2 separate regions of the Homo sapiens genome follow, and region 1 is linked to region 2. A link is an interaction called in ENCODE POLR2A ChIA-PET data of the cell type or tissue named here. Cell type or tissue: Panc1. All regions are shown on one strand. Links, peaks and the distances in the headings refer to the core of each region. The heading gives the core; the rest is flanking DNA.

Region 1 (7,920 bases), core at 1,326-5,325, 430 kb after region 2:
CAGGCAAGAGTCATACATAAACCTTAGCTGTGTTTTCAAGAGCTATTGTTTCTCCCAATTACATCAACTACAGGTTTAATAAATTCATTCATAGATATATACTGAGCATTACATCAATCTTCACTTTGTTCTAACTACTCTTTGCTTTTCAATAATCGAGAATTTTGTCAATGGATAAGGCTCCTGTCATAATTTTAAATTAGAATTTCTCAATTTCTTTCTGTTTTCTAAAGAAATATAATGGTTTTGAAAGATACTGGACTTGACATGAATTTGAGTAGTTCATGTATACATCAATCTTAAAAGACAAAAGTCTGAAATTAACTATTAGTATGAAATCAGTAAGAACTCATGAATAAATAAACATTAAGTAAAAACAAATCTTACTAAACTTTGGCCATCAGATGAGAAGGAGACCTTAAATTGATTTTTTACTTAATTATACTTTTGGATCAATATTCTATGTGGAAGTAGCTTGCCGTTTTCTTATACTAATATATAGAAAGACTGGATTACAATACTTTGCATAGCTACCCAAAATTTATATTATTATTATACTAAACTGGTTAAGAAACAGAGACACTAGAAATGAAAATTTAAAAAGATTTTTCCCTCTAAGTTCAAAGTAGTGTAGAATAGGATACATCTCAGAAGCATAAAATTGAATTCATAAAGGAAATTAACACCCCAGAATCTCTCAGTTTGAATGGCTCTCTTCACAACTCATTCAGAACAATTGTGCAACTAGAATAATGATCTTACCCATTGATAGGATTTGGCTGTGTTCCCACCCAAATCTCACCTTGAATTGTAATAATTCTCATGGGTCAAGGTCAGGGCCAGGTGGAGATAATTGAATCATGAGGGCAGTTTCCTCCATACTGTTCTCGTGGTAGTGAATAAGTCTCACGAGATTTGACGGTTTTATAATGGAGAGTTTACCTGCACAAGCTCCCTTGCCTGCTGCCATGTAAGTTGTATCTTGTTTTCCTTTTGCCATAATTGTGAGGCTTCCTCAGCCATGTGGAACTGTGAGTCAATTAAATCTCCTTCCTTCATAAATTACCCAGTCTTGGGTATGTCTTTATTAGCAGAATGAGAACAGACTAATACACCTATATTTAACTGCACAAGCCTTACCTTTATGGTTCATTTCTGATATTATTTATATTTTTATACTATTTCCAACAACCAGTTTTCCATATTTTAAAACTTAAATTGTCATTACAAACGTTAGTTTTAATATGGTACAGATAATTCAATGATGTTACTTATATGCTAATATTTATGCGAATGACAATTTTTGTTCTTTGATGATAAGTTATGTTACTATAGCACTGTTGTAGAATACTGGTAGAAAACTTTCTTATTGTCCCAGAATTAATGCCTAGAATCCACAGTCTAAAGCCAAATAATGCAAATGCATTTTCTTATTTTCCCAGAATTGATGAAAGAATCCACAGTGTAATGTCAAGTAATGCCAAATTCTAAAGTCAGAAAACTACCGGCTGTGGGCTCAATCACATTCAAGAGAGGCTTGCTAAGGGGCACTATTTCAGCACAGTTGGAGCTCTTCATCATTCCAACCCTTTACTTCCTGACTTCCTCTGGACTGTATAAAATGAAGGCAGGCTAGAAGTCGTTATTGACGGGAATGAGAATTTGTGGAGCAGCTTCTCTTACTCCTCCCATTGGTGAGAAGCATCCAGTATATTCTCTGTCATCCTACAAGATGGAGGTTGCTAAAACCATTACCCCTTTCACTAAGTTGTGACTGCTGATCATCCCTTGTGTGAAATTTCCTAACTACTGAGCCAGCAGGATATCGGGTGCCCTAGACTTACAGCTGCTGATGAGAGAAAAGAAAGTCAAGAAAGATGTCGAGGAGAGAAAACAGCAAGGAGAAGGTGGGGAGGTAACCTGTATGCCTGTTCTGTTGTATGGCAAGGATACAGATATTTCTGACAATCACCTTAGGTGCTGGTTAGAAATTAATTTATCAGGCCAGGCACGGTGGCACACGCCTGTAATCCCAGCACTTTTGCGGGGGCCGAGGCGAGTGGATCATGAGGTCAGGAGTTCAAGACCAGCCTGGCCAAGATGGTGAAACCTCGTCTCTACTAAAAATACAAAAAAAATTAGCTGGGCCTGGTGGCAGGCACCTGTAATCCCAGTTACTCAGGAGGCTGAGGCAGAGAATTGCTTGAACCTGGGAAGTGGAGGTTGCAGTGAGCCGAAATCACACCACTGCCACTGCACTACAGCCTGGGTGACAGAGCGAGACTCCGTCTAAAAAAAAAAAAAAAAAAAAAGAAATTAGTTTGTCAATAAGATAAATTAATTCACTTCAAGAGAGCTACTAGAAGAGAAAATTCTCAACACGAAGTAATAGAATGCCCCTCCCACAGCAGAAATGAGCAGGTTAAGTGGTTAAGCCTCAGCTGACTCTCCCAAGCTAGGGAACTATAAAGGGTAAGGCTTCCTTAGAACCCTTCACAGAACCAACAAACATCTACCCTTTAGAAAACCAGCAGTTGAATGCCTACCATAGAAGTGTGGCTGCAAAAAACAGAAAAGGATAAGTAATCTACCTCATGGTGGGTTTGCTTAAGTAATGGAAGAGCGATTTCAACGAACAAAATAAACATCAGCTAATCAACTATGGGCAGTTGCATATGGAAACGGCTTTTTGACCCTTCTTCCTTCCCCCCACTCCCAGCACCAGAGAACTAAGTCCTGGAAAAGGAACAAGGTTGTGAGAAATTGTTTTCTCTACCTCCACCATAAGCAGAAGTTCCAAGCCACTGGGCCCTGAGGAAAGGAGAATTTAATTTGATTTGATTTCTGCTAACTTTGTTTATGACTTATTTCTTCATGTTTTTAATGGTATTTTGTTGTGAGATGATACTCACTGGAACTCTAAAAATTGCCTGGAAATTGTTTAAGTTCTTTCCCCCATAGCAGATTTGTCTCCTTTTGCCAAGCTCATGGGGCCATCACCAATCCAGAATCACTTTAACTTAATTATTGACTTGGGTTTTGAAGTCACATGGCAATGTGATTCTTGCCTCATACCTATGTATGTAAGGGCTTCTGGTTAGGAGTTTAAAGGATTTTCATTGTTCTTGTATTTGTTTTTAATTTTACATTCTGTTCTACCCAAAGCCAAGATGTTTTAATATGTACCTGGGATTTGTTTTAATCAGGTATGATAAAATGACAGACATGGAGATAACTGCCTTGAAAGAAGAGTTTATTGCTCACAGTCCCCCAGAGGATAGGGCATGCCACACCATGCAAAGCCACTTGGGGAAGCACCAGGGTCAATTAGGGGACAGAAGGGACAAAGGGAAACATGGACAAAAGCCGTGATTGTGTTCTTTCTTTCTTTCTTTGTTTTCAGGAACAAAGGGAGTAGGCAAGCTGAGCAAGTACAAGATTGAAATTGTTTTTAAAATTTCAGCAGGCCTTGGGCTATAGTGGTGGTCTCTAGTTACCTAGTACCTGGTTGGTGATTTAGAGCAGGGAGAATATTGGTATGGTGTGTGAGAGTTAATAAAGGAGGTGGCTGAAGGTAGAGACAGGATTGTTTGGCTTGCATATGAAAGGTATGCTCATAGGCAAGTTGTTCGCTATCTCTAGCAATTAGCTATCCTTGGAAGGGACAGTCTCTCCAAGATCAGCAAGACCCCAAGATGTCAAAGCATGATAAAATATAAAAATGCATAATTAATATTGCAAGAAGACAGACAAGTATTAACATTTCCTCCGCAAGGGTGTTTTCCCTCAAGTTCAGTCACTGAGGGTGTTGCTGTCTGGGAAGAGCAGTCTCAGATTTTTGAGGTTATCTCCGATCCAGCCTTCTATGAAACTCAAGTTCATACTATTAGTACTTTCTTTCCAGCCTCCATGCATGCAGGCAACATTATAATTCAGGCTCAAGGTTACCAACTACTGGCAGATGCTGTTCAGGTAAACAGCAAACACTGACTTCAACCTCATCTATTTTGGATTTGTGTTTTCTTATCAGTTCTGCCCTCTGATGGTTTTTCTTAATTTATCATCTTTACCATGACTTTTCAAAAGATTTTCACTTTTAATCTATTACTGCAGAGATTCCATGCTGGGATGGGTTTACCTACTCAGCTAGTCAACCATTTTCCTAAAATAAAAGTCTTACATTTACATGTTTAATGTCTCTTTGCTTGTTGAAAAATCATTCTCAATGAACTCTATTAAAACCAAGAAAAACAATCCTAAAATAGTATCTAATGAAATGTCAATCTTGGATTTTCTAGCTTTCAGACAGTTCTCTACATTTTGAACAATTGCCATTAAAGTAAAAATTACTTAAGATTTTTTACCATATACTTTGTAATTTTTATGTTTTCTAAGAAATTTTAAACCTTTCCTGTTATAATCTGAAATCTAATTTTAAAATGTGAGAATGTCAGTCTTCCCTTTTCACGATTTAAACTATTTTTGTGAGGATGTGAATATTTCTTAATGTACAGACGTTATTTTCTAGTTCACTGATTTAGAGGATAGAAGCCATTGACCCTATCTTCAGAATATGCAATATCCTCTAAATGGACAGTGGAAAAACATTTTAAAGGCCAACCAAAGAAGACTTAACTATGCATTAGACAAGAGCATAAATGTGTAGTCCATAAATTGTATCAGAAAATAAAATTTGAATTGGATAGAATGTTACAATTAAAATATATTAATTTCGTATCACTTTGCTTTCATTTTTGAGATCTGATACGCAAAAAGAAACAAAATAATTAGATAATTCAATAATCCTAAACCAGCCATTGGTATGTAGACTTTTTTTTTTTTAAGACAAAGTCTCACTTTGTCACCCATGCAGGGTGGTACAATCACGGGTCACTGCAAGCCTCGACCTTCTAAGCTCAAGCAATCCTCCCACCTCAGCATCCTGAGTACCTGGGACCACAGACACACACCACCATGCCCAGCTAATTTTTAAAATATTTTTTGTAGAGACAAGGTCTCTCTATGTTCCCCACACTGGTCTCAAACTCCTGGGCTCAAGCAGTTCTCCCACCTTGGCCTCCCAAAGTGCTAGAATCACAGGTGTGAGCCACTGCACCCAGCTGACATCTACTTTTGATTATTCAGCAGAACAGTTTGAGTTTAACTTATTGTTTCATTTTAATTTTAGTTAAACTGGAAGTTCATGAGTCATCTTAGCATGTTTTATGTCACCAAATAAACTTGGGAATTTAAATAACTACCATCAATTCATCATATTTCCATTTTCTTAGGAATCAAGCCAGGTTTGAGACCTAGCTGGTAATCAGGAAGCTTGGGAAATGCCTGCTTAACAAAAGAGATATGGACAAACATGTTTTGTATATAATGACTACACCAAAGTCATTTGCCAGTTAAGTTATCTGCCTTGTGAGAATTATTCTCGTCTGTTTATATGAAGATAAACAGAGAAAAGAGGAAGAGTTCAGAATAAACAAATACTTCTTTAATGAGTGTTGGTTCAATCTCAATACCAATCAAAAAGAAACACAATTTGAAATAAGATATTTTTCAATTATCAGCAGTAATGAAAATGGTATCATAATAACCTTATACAAGGGGGGAGTGAAATAGATGTTTCATGAACTGTTGGTTTACATATAAATTACTACCAGTCACAGGAGGACAAATTGGCATTACATAGCATCAAAAATCTTTTAAAAAAAGTATATACTTTAGCCAACTAAACTTTCAGAACTTTTCTCTTTAAAAAAGTGCAAAGATGTAGGTATATAAGTGTTTATCACAATTTTACTTATAATTGTGAAAATTTTGACAAGAATGAGGGCCTTTACTAAAGACATGGGCTAAAGAATTTGCATAGTTCTGCTCCTTTAAGGAAGAATGCACCTTCAAGCCACCTCAAACCAAAACCTTTCCTTACTAAGGACTCCCAGTAGCCTACCTACACTGTGGTTGAGTTTTCTGACTTTACTAAACATTGATTTCTATGGTTCAGCACCTCAAAATTGACTTAAAATGTATTATTAACTTGTATAACATTTATTCCTAAGTTTTATTCTAATTTCATTATTCTTATATTTTGGATTTTCTGCCTCACTCTTATTTTTCTTTAACTTAAATGGTGACTCCTACATTTTTAATAAAAACAATTTTACTTTATTTGTACATTCTTAGAAACTACTTTTAGTCTTAATAATCTCATTCATAACTTTGCTTTTTAGATCTAGCTTTTTATATTGCACATATTTTCAAACTTTATTGTTTTAAACTTAGTTGCTTTTTCCATATTTTAAAATTAATATTTTATTTTTAGAATAAATTTTACCTTAAAATTATATTTTGTTTCTGTTTTTTGTTTGTTTAGACTCATCTCTTTAAATGTCTGTTTTCAATTTATTATTTTTAATTTCTGTTTGGTTTTATTATTATTTTTTGACAGTTTCTTGCTCTGTTGCCCTTGACTTCTCAAACTCAAGTGATCCTCCTACCTCAGCCTCCCAAAAGTAACTACACCCAGCTAATTTTTTTTTTCTTTTTTGTTTTTTGTAGAGACCGGGATCTCACTATGTTTCCTAGGCTGGTCTTGAGCTTCTGGCCTCAAGCTATCTTCCCACTGTGGCCTCTCATAGTGCTGGGATTATAGTCATGAGCCACTGTGTCCAGACGATTATTTTTAGTTTGCTCTTCTGTTGAACAACCTGCTTCCATGACTCATATTCAAGACAAGAATCCTGGTCCAGCCCTGCTCACCAATGATTTCTACACCCATCTGAATGAAGAGGTTGGTTAGCTTTCTGTTCTTCTTAAACTCAATTTTCACAAGAAGTCAATTCTCCTTTTCAGTCCATTGAAACTTAACTGTGAGTTAACTTGAAATCTAACTGGCAACATGTTATAATTGCAATCTGCTTCTTAACAAAGGTACACTTTAAAGATGCATAATTGAGGACTGCCTAAAAGATATGCAATCCTTCCAAGTCTCTCTAGGAGCTTCAATGTGAGTGCATGGGTTAAGCCAGATTATCAAAAAGCTTGTACATGAGTACATAGTTTTCTGGCCCCATATAGATTAATTATATAAAATTACGTTTTGGTGTTCATTTATTGGTCTAATTTAAAGAATCATATAAGAAATTGCCCTATGAAAAGTACCTATATATTTACTGTGGAGAAATTACCGGTAACATAGTTTCTCTGGAGCAACTGCTTTGTTTTGATTTTGTGCTTATTGACATGATCAACTTTATTTTATTGACCCTCTGAGTTGTATAACCCATTTTTTTTCCTTTTTCATTGGCTGTTAAAGCACGTTGAGTTGAAATCGTGGCCTGTATCCAATAAGTACACAGTATCTCTTGGCAAGCAATTTACTACTCACTTCTAGGTTTATTTTATTTTTCTTATTTCAAGATATTTCCCTGAGTTATTTTCCTAGTTATATATTTTTAATTTGTCTGGGCACATTATATGCATTGTTACACTACACCTTAAAGAATTTTGAAACAAATACTCTGAAAGAGAAACAAAGGTCAACATTATAACCCCATTTTATGCTTAAGAAAAACAGGACAGTGTGATAATAATAGGCAGCCAGTCAGCAGTGAAACTAAAATTGGAACATCCATCTTTGAGTTACAAAATGACTTAAAACTCAAGAATCCAAAGCCATTAGACTGTATTGCTGTGTTATTATTGCCAGACTCCTATCAACACTGGAGACCAACCAACAGTCAGAAATAATCAAATACATTGTGCTCAATTCTCTACTTTATTTTGAATAATATTAAAGTTCCAGAAATGTATCAGCCCAGGCAAAGCCAGTGAGTATGAGTAACTGAAAGCATCATCTCCCACCTCTTCACCATATGCTCAGAAAAATCTTAGACAAGTTCAACTGGA
Region 2 (7,920 bases), core at 2,133-6,132:
CTGTCATGTGTTTTTCTCACAAATCTCATGGTAGCTAGTGCTATTGTGCTGCTGCTGTTGGCATTTCTCAAACCCCTACGTTAGAGGCTAAATTTGAAGCAATAAATTTTGTCTTATATTAGTACTCAAACATAATCTATCTTTTTCTTTAAGATAATTTTTCTTAAGACATTATAAAGTCCTTGTTCTCTCCTTATTTCGGACTGTAGCCTGACTTGACTTTCAACAAAGAATCAAATGATTTTCTTAGATTCAACTAAGAAAATAGAGGAAAGGAATAAGAGAAAAAGAAAAAGAAACCCACATATAAACACTGAAAATAAAATAAAAAGCTATAGACTCTGAGATTTCCAATTTTATGCCACATACCCATTCCAGGAACTAACAATACAGATGCCAAACGTCTTTTTACACTTAATCTCTGTTTGAGATTTCTCTGGCTCTGGCAGGCTTGTGTAAGAAAAAATGTTAAATAAATTTTTTTTTTTTATGTTTTTTTGTGGTGAGCGTAACCAGTTGCTCAGTTGCTAGCAAGAACAATTCCTTCTCCTTGCCTCCAGGGCCCCTGAAGAAGAAAAAGAAAATATTTATCTCTGGCCATGATGTGATCCCTGTTTACTCACTTTAAGGTCCCAAATAAGCCTGCTCTATAGCTGGATCATTTTTCCAAACAACAAATACCAGCTGTCATATTTCCCCAAATATTTGATGTCCTTATACAGCAATTTACTTCCAAATGCTGTCCCCCGTGAAGCTCCATACTTGAGATTGAGAAAGTAGGAACTGAGACTGGCTTGGATGTTATTTTGATAGCATTAGAATGTCCAAATCATGGTGTTTTGTGCAAGTAGCAAGTGATTCTGCATGATTGTAGCTTAGAGGGTGGCCAGCGTTGGGATGCTGAGTCTAAAAAAGTATGCTGAAGCTGTACTTTTGTTACTTATGCCAGACCGCATTTATTTCACTTATGCCACTTATGTTACCTGTGCCTGCATTTATGTTACCTCTAGATTTTACTCTGTAGGCAATGAGGATCTTCATGTAATGAAAGATGTGACATATTTTTATTAAATTCAGTATTAAAAACATGTATCTCAACTTTTATTAAACATTTATGTCCTTAATTGGACATTGCTTTCAGTTTAAAAGACTGTGTGAGCAATAGAAGTGCACGAGTTCAGAATTATCTTTTGGTATTTAATATGTAAGCCAACTGGGAATGGGAAATTATCATTAGAGCCACTTTGTTATCTTATGAAAGTATCTCAATACCTTATTGGTAATATTTTGACAAGTCTTGAGGATACTACTCAACTCCAAGAGTTAATCTCTAAGAAAGTACCACCAAATTCTGCTGATTTTCAAGCAATTAAACAGTGTAATTTGAGCCACTGAACTTAAATTGGATCTATGTGCCAACAAAATAGAACTACAGTGTCTTTTTAAAATGATCCTGCATACATGGGCTTCATTAGATCTCCTTGTAAATGCATCACCAAGAGTATTAGTATTGATGTTTCTTTGGTGACAAGGAACAGGAATCCATTCAAATAAAGAGGAAATGTTTCGAAGGGATATGAGGGAAAAGCAGAATTGAGCCTTGTTGAAGTCATGAATTGTGAAGCCATCAGGGCAACTACTTTTTCCATCCCTCTAGAGTCAAATTATTTCTCACTCTGTTTTCTTAGTAAGTCGCCTACTTCTTGCTACAAAAAGAACTTTCATTCCTGACAAAAATTTGCATGACTTGTGAATCTACATCCTTTGAAAGCCAAATTTCAAATTCTCACAGAAGTTCTGATTGGTCACTGATCATTCATTGCATTGTTATAGTTGGACTGTGGTCACATGCTACTTGTGAAGCTAATTGGACTCAGCTGTACATCAGGCATTGCTGGTGCTGAGAATTTCCTAGCGAAGGGAAGGAATGTATGGGATAGCCTCTTATTGTGCTGGATCATTTCTTTTTAAAAAGCATTTTAAAAATTGTTCTGTAGAGACAGAGTCTCACTTTGTTGCCCAGGCAGGTCTTGAACTCCTTGCCTCATGGAATCCTCCCACCTTGGCTTCCCAAAGTGCTGGAATTACAAGTGTTAGCCGCTGTGCCTGGCCTACAATTTTTTTTTTAAACAAATGATAACCAAATGAATAGGCCACAATGACTATTGTAGAATTGACCTAACCTAGTGCCAGAATTTATACTACAATTAAAGATTAATAAACACAACCTTGAATATTGGTCTCATCTTTTCAAAAATCAAGTACATTAGATAAAATCAAGAGGATGAGAGTCATTTATAATAATGCTATTAATTCTTAAAGCTCTAAATAATTTTGCCCTAAAATTATATAAATTTTTATTTTATTATTTAGAGTAATTATTTTACCAAACAATTGTAATTTGAAATTTAGAAAAATGTTATGAGATAAATTTATAAAGAAAAGAAAAGAGGTAACAACTAAGAGCAAAACCAGACTTATCACCATGGTAACTAGATTTTTACACACGCATTAATAGTGTTTCCAGAGTAAAGAACAAACAGAAAGTAGTAGACAAGAAATATTTACATTTGAAATAAGATGTGTAACTCTAATGTTTTATATGCTGCAATGCCACTAAAAGAACAATATTCACAAAAATGTTATTTTTCCTCTCTTTTCTGTCCTTTCATGCATGTCCAATTAAATAGTGAGATATGACAGTCTATGACTGGAATATGCTGTTATAACAAAGCAAAATGACAAGATTCTGCATGCTTGATCGCCTGTTATTTCTTACTTCCCTCAAATGCAAGAATGGAAAAAAACTTTAAATGAGAGACTTTTAACAGAATTAACTTGCTTTTTACAATAATATCACTCCTTAGAATTAAGAACAAACACACTGAAAACTTACTATGTTTCAGATAACATGACAAATGCTTTGCTTACAAGATCATAATTTGCTTTAACAACAGCTACATGGATAAAAGTTCTATGATTTTGTTTCCCATTTTACAAAGGAGGAAAGAGGATTATGGAAATTTAGTAGCAGAATGTTGGGGAGCCTGGAGAAGAACAGAAATGAAATGAAATGAAATGAAATGAAATGAAATGAAATGAAATGAAAAATCCTAACGGTGACCAGAAGAAAATTGTTCAAAAGGCAGCTGTTGCATGGAGAGAACAAGTTTTTGGCTAGGGTGACAGTTTCTAAATAAATGGTCTTGTTAAGCCAGGTATTGGCATTAGCAGAGATTTACCACACTTAGTCTTGAGGAACAAGCTATAGGAAATGTTAATGCAAAGTTTTGGCACACTAATTATTCACATTCAAAGACAATCCCACAGAATCTCCTACTTGTACCATCTTTGGAAAATCACTAACACTCTTTAGTTTTTGATCCATTTATCTGAAGATTGTTTCTATGAGAACTGCAAGTTCTAATGTTCTGTAATTTTATGGAGACTTTTTTGGTTTATGTCAGCTCTGTCCTTCTCCTCTCTCAGCTATTTAGTTTCCTTATAAAGAATTCTGTTCATACATCTGTTTATTAAATCAAGCATTGGCTTTGTACCAGTCTTGAAGGAATTCACTTTTATTCATATTTAAATAATTGAGATGGTGAGTGCAACTCTTATGAAACTAAATCTCATAAAACTGTTTACATTTTCTCTGCTTCAAAAAGTAAATATGCCAATCTGAGTTTTTTTTTTCCTTTAACAACTAGTAGCATGGAAACCTAGAATAACTATGTCATCTGTACAATATGCTTTCCCAAGAAAATGAAGGTCACTTTGAACAAACAAATGATAGTCTGTGCCAGGTGGGAGTCTTCTGATTCATTAAAACCAGAGTGAACTTGCAGCATGTTGAACTCAAAGGAACTGGCAAACAACTACAACTAAAGCGAAATCCATGGAATTCAGAATTAACAGTTTTTTAAAAATACTTCATCAAATAATAATTTAAGAAAATAGAAATACAGCTGACATTTCCTAATCATAATGAAGGTATAGTGGATACTAAATAGCAGGCAGTTGGATTTGATTTTAGAAGAAATTTTTATGTGCATTCTGTTTTCTCCATTTACCATAAAACCACTGTACTGTGAATTTGTCATGAAATGATTTTATGAGATAATCAGTAAAATACTTACACCAGAAAAACCTTGATATGTCTTAAAAGGCCAGACTGGAAGTACAAAATCTTCTTGGAACTGGTCTTCTCTTGTTCTCAAATGTAGTTGAAAACCAATTTAATCAAATAGGAAAATCTAATTAAATCAGAAATGCTATCTTGTCTTGCTGATATTTTGTACCCATGATCTCAATTAAGCAAAGATTTAGACAGTCAATCAAGAGTTACAAAAGATATTTCAAATATTTAATTTGAGATCATAGTATCTTTAAGATCAACATCATACAAACGTGCTTAGGGGAAAAATACATTTCCTTTCTGCAGTTTTCAGATATAATCAGTGAACATTTATCAGTGTCCAAATAAGTGAATTAAATTTTTGTTTTTAAAGTATTTAGAAAAAGCCATCACATATTACCTTACGCTGTTTGGTAGATGCATTTTCCTGAATCAAGAAAAGTATTTGATTTATAGCAAATTACAAAATTTTCTAAAGCCCCTTATTTTCCAAAGAAAACTTATTAACATTCTATAGAACTAATTCTTAGGATCAAACTTTAAAAAATGCTGGGTAAGTTATAGCTACAAGGTTACTATCGATATTCTTCTATACGGCATGAAAAGTCCACTAATAATTTATATCAATTTCCTTCTGTACTCTCCTAATGCCCTATGCTATTAATAGCAACACAGCCCTGGAATTATCCCTTTCTATACATTATAGATACAAAAAGCTCATTCTGGGGTCACTCTTTATTTCTCTGTTCTTAATGTGTACATTAGTTTGCTACAGCTACCATAACAAAATACCTCACACTGGATGGCTCAAACAACAGAAATTTATTTTCTCACAGTTCTGTAGAATAGAATTCCAATATTAAGGTATCAGCAAGTAGTTTCTTTTAAGGGCTCTCTCCTGGACTTGCAGATGGCTGGCCATCTTGTCACCAGCCTTTTCTCTGTGTGTGCATTCCCATGATAGCTCTCTATGCTTCCAAATTTCCCCTTTTGATAAGGACAGCAATCAGATTGAATTAGGGTGCACTTATGTGACCTCAGTTACCCTTAATTACCTATTTAAAAGCCTTATCTCTAAATATAGTCACATTCTGAGGTACTGGGTTCAGGACATCAAAATATGAATCTGTGATGTGTGCCCTCCTCCACCCCCACCTCCTGGTTGCTTTTAGATTTTCTCCTAATCACTAATTTTCAGAAATTTGCATGATGGGTTTTTGTGTGTTTTTTTTTTTTGTATTTATCCTGTTTGGACTTTATTGTGTTTCTTTGATCTATGAACTAACAATATGTTTTAAAGTCAGAAAATATTTTGCCATTTTTGTTTCATATATATTTTAGGTCCTCTCCTTAGGAAATCAGATTACACATATGCTAAGCTTTTTCATTTCTGTAAACTGTGAGGCCCTTAATCATTTTTCTAGTGGGTTTTTATTCAGTCTTTTTAGCACCAATTTTTAAATGTTGTCTATTTATTAACAATATTAGCCCTTTTATGATGCTTTTTGCATGTATTTCCTCCCAGTTTATCATTTATCTTTTGAGTTTGTTTGTTTTTGTTGCTGAGTTGTTTTCTGGCATGTAGAAATTTTTTAAGGTAGTTGAACTTGTATTTCTTTTTTGTTTCTGATTTTGAACAATAGAAAGATGTTCCCATCTTGAGAATATAAAGGAATTTACATGTTTCCTTCTAGTACTTCTATGATTTTCTTTTTTTGCACTTAGTTTTTGTATTTATTTTTGTTTACTTATTTATTTATTTTATATTCAGGGGGCTCATGTACAGGTTTGTTACCTGGGTATATTGCATGATGCTGGGGTTAGGGATAAAATTGATACTGTCACCAACGTACTAAGCATAGTACCCAATAGTTAGCTTTTCAAACCCCGCCCCACCTACTTCTTCACTCTAGTAATCTCTAGTGTCCATTATTGTCATCTTTATGTTCCTGAGTAGTAAATGTTTAGCTGTCTGAATGTTTCACTTATAAGTGGTTTTCTGTTCACATGTTAATTTGTTCTGGATAATGGCCTCCAGCTGCATCCATGCTGCTGCAAAGATATCATTTTAATTTTTTTAATGGCTGCATAGTATTCCATGCTGTATATGTACCACATGCTCTTTTTCTTTTTCTTTTTTTTTTTTTTTGAGACAGAGTCTCGCTCTATCGCCCAGGCTGGAGTGCAGTGGTGCCTCCCAGGTTCACGCCATTCTCCTGCCTCAGCCTCCCTAGTAGCTGGGACTACAGGTGCCTGCCACCATGCCCGGCTAATTTTTTGTATTTTTAGTAGAGACGGTGTTTCACTGTGTTAGCCAGGATGGTCTCGATCTCCTAATCTCGTGATCCGCCCGCCTCAGCCTCCCAAAGTGCTGGGATTACAGGCGTGAGCCACCGCTCCCGGCCTGTACCACATGTTCTTCATCCAGTCCACCACTGCTGGGCGCCTATCTTGATTGCATTCCATGTCTTTGCTATTATAAATGGTGATGCAATGAACATGTTACTGTATGTGTCTTTTTGGTGGAATGATTTACTTTCATTTCAGTATATAGCCAACAGCAGGACTGCTGTGTTGAATGGTAGTTCTGTTTCAAGTTCTTTGAGAAATCTTCAAACTGCTTTCCACAGTGATTGAACTAAGGTACATTCCCACCAACAGTTATAAGCATTCCCTTTTCTCTGCAGCTTCACCAGCATCTGTTGTTTTTTGACTTTTTGGTAGTAGCCATTCTGACAGGTGTGAGATGGCATCTCATGGTAGTTTTGCTTTGCATTTTTCTTATGATTAGTGATGTGGAGCCTTTTTTCATATGCTTGTTGGCTGCTTGTATGATTTCTTTTGAGAAGTGTTTGTTCATTTTTTTGCGTACTTTTAAATGAAGTTATTTGTTTTCTGCATAATGAATTGTTTAAGTTTCTTATAGATTCTGAATATTAGACCTTTTCTGGCTATGTAGTTTGTAAATATTCTCTCTCATTCTGTAGGTTGACTGTATAAAAAATAAAATACTTGGAATACATCTAGCCAAGGAGGTAAAAGATATCTACAAGGAGAACTACAAAACACTGCTAAAATAAATCATAAGTGACATAAATAAAAGGAGAAATATTTCAAGCTCAGGGATCAGAATAATCAATATTGTTGAAATGGCCATACTGCCCAAAGCAATCTACAGATTCAGTGCAATTCTTGTTAAACTACCAGTGTCATTTTTCACCAAACTAGAAAAAAACTATTCTAAAATTCATATGGAACCAAAATAGACCCCAATTACCAAAGCAATCCTAAGGAAAAAGAGCAAAGCTGGAGATACCACATTACCAGAACTTTAAACTATATTATAAGGCTACAGTAACCAAAACAGCATGATACTGCTACAAAAACCGACACATCAACCAGTGGAACAGAATAGAGAACCCAGAAATAAAGCCACACACCTACAACCATCTCATCTTCAACAAAGTCAACAAAAATAAGTGATGGGAGAAGGACTCTCTATTCAATAAATGGTGTTAGGACAGCTGGTTAGACATATACAGAAGAATAAAACTGGACCACTATCTATCATCATATATAAAAATTAACTCAAGATGTAGTAAATATTTAAATGTAAGACCTCAAACCATAAGAATCCTAGAAGAAAACCTAGGAAACACCATTCTTTCTGGATACCAGTCTTGGGAAAGAATTTATGACTAAGTCTTCAAAAGCAATTGCAATAAAAACAAAAAATTGACAAGTGGGACCTAATTAAACTAAAGAGCTTCTGCACAGAAAAA

What was found. Peaks named below come from ENCODE experiments on the same cell type or tissue, not always from the same donor. Only the 100,000 strongest peaks of a DNase experiment are listed, where the experiment ranks them.
Region 1: POLR2A ChIA-PET joins it to region 2 with 6 read pairs; 2 of 35 experiments call an interaction of 5 or more read pairs at or near these places.

The regions. Positions count from the first base shown.
Region 1 is chr4:113,880,257-113,888,176 of GRCh38, reverse strand. No RefSeq gene overlaps it. Among named protein-coding and RNA genes, the nearest start is that of ARSJ, 95 kb to the left of the region's middle. RefSeq lists an enhancer at 3,128-3,629. In Panc1, for the core only: no CTCF peak of the experiment used is centred there; no DNase peak of the experiment used is centred there.
Region 2 is chr4:114,314,230-114,322,149 of GRCh38, reverse strand. No RefSeq gene overlaps it. Among named protein-coding and RNA genes, the nearest start is that of UGT8, 280 kb to the left of the region's middle. In Panc1, for the core only: no CTCF peak of the experiment used is centred there; a DNase peak (open chromatin) is centred at 3,827; H3K27ac peaks cover 200 bases.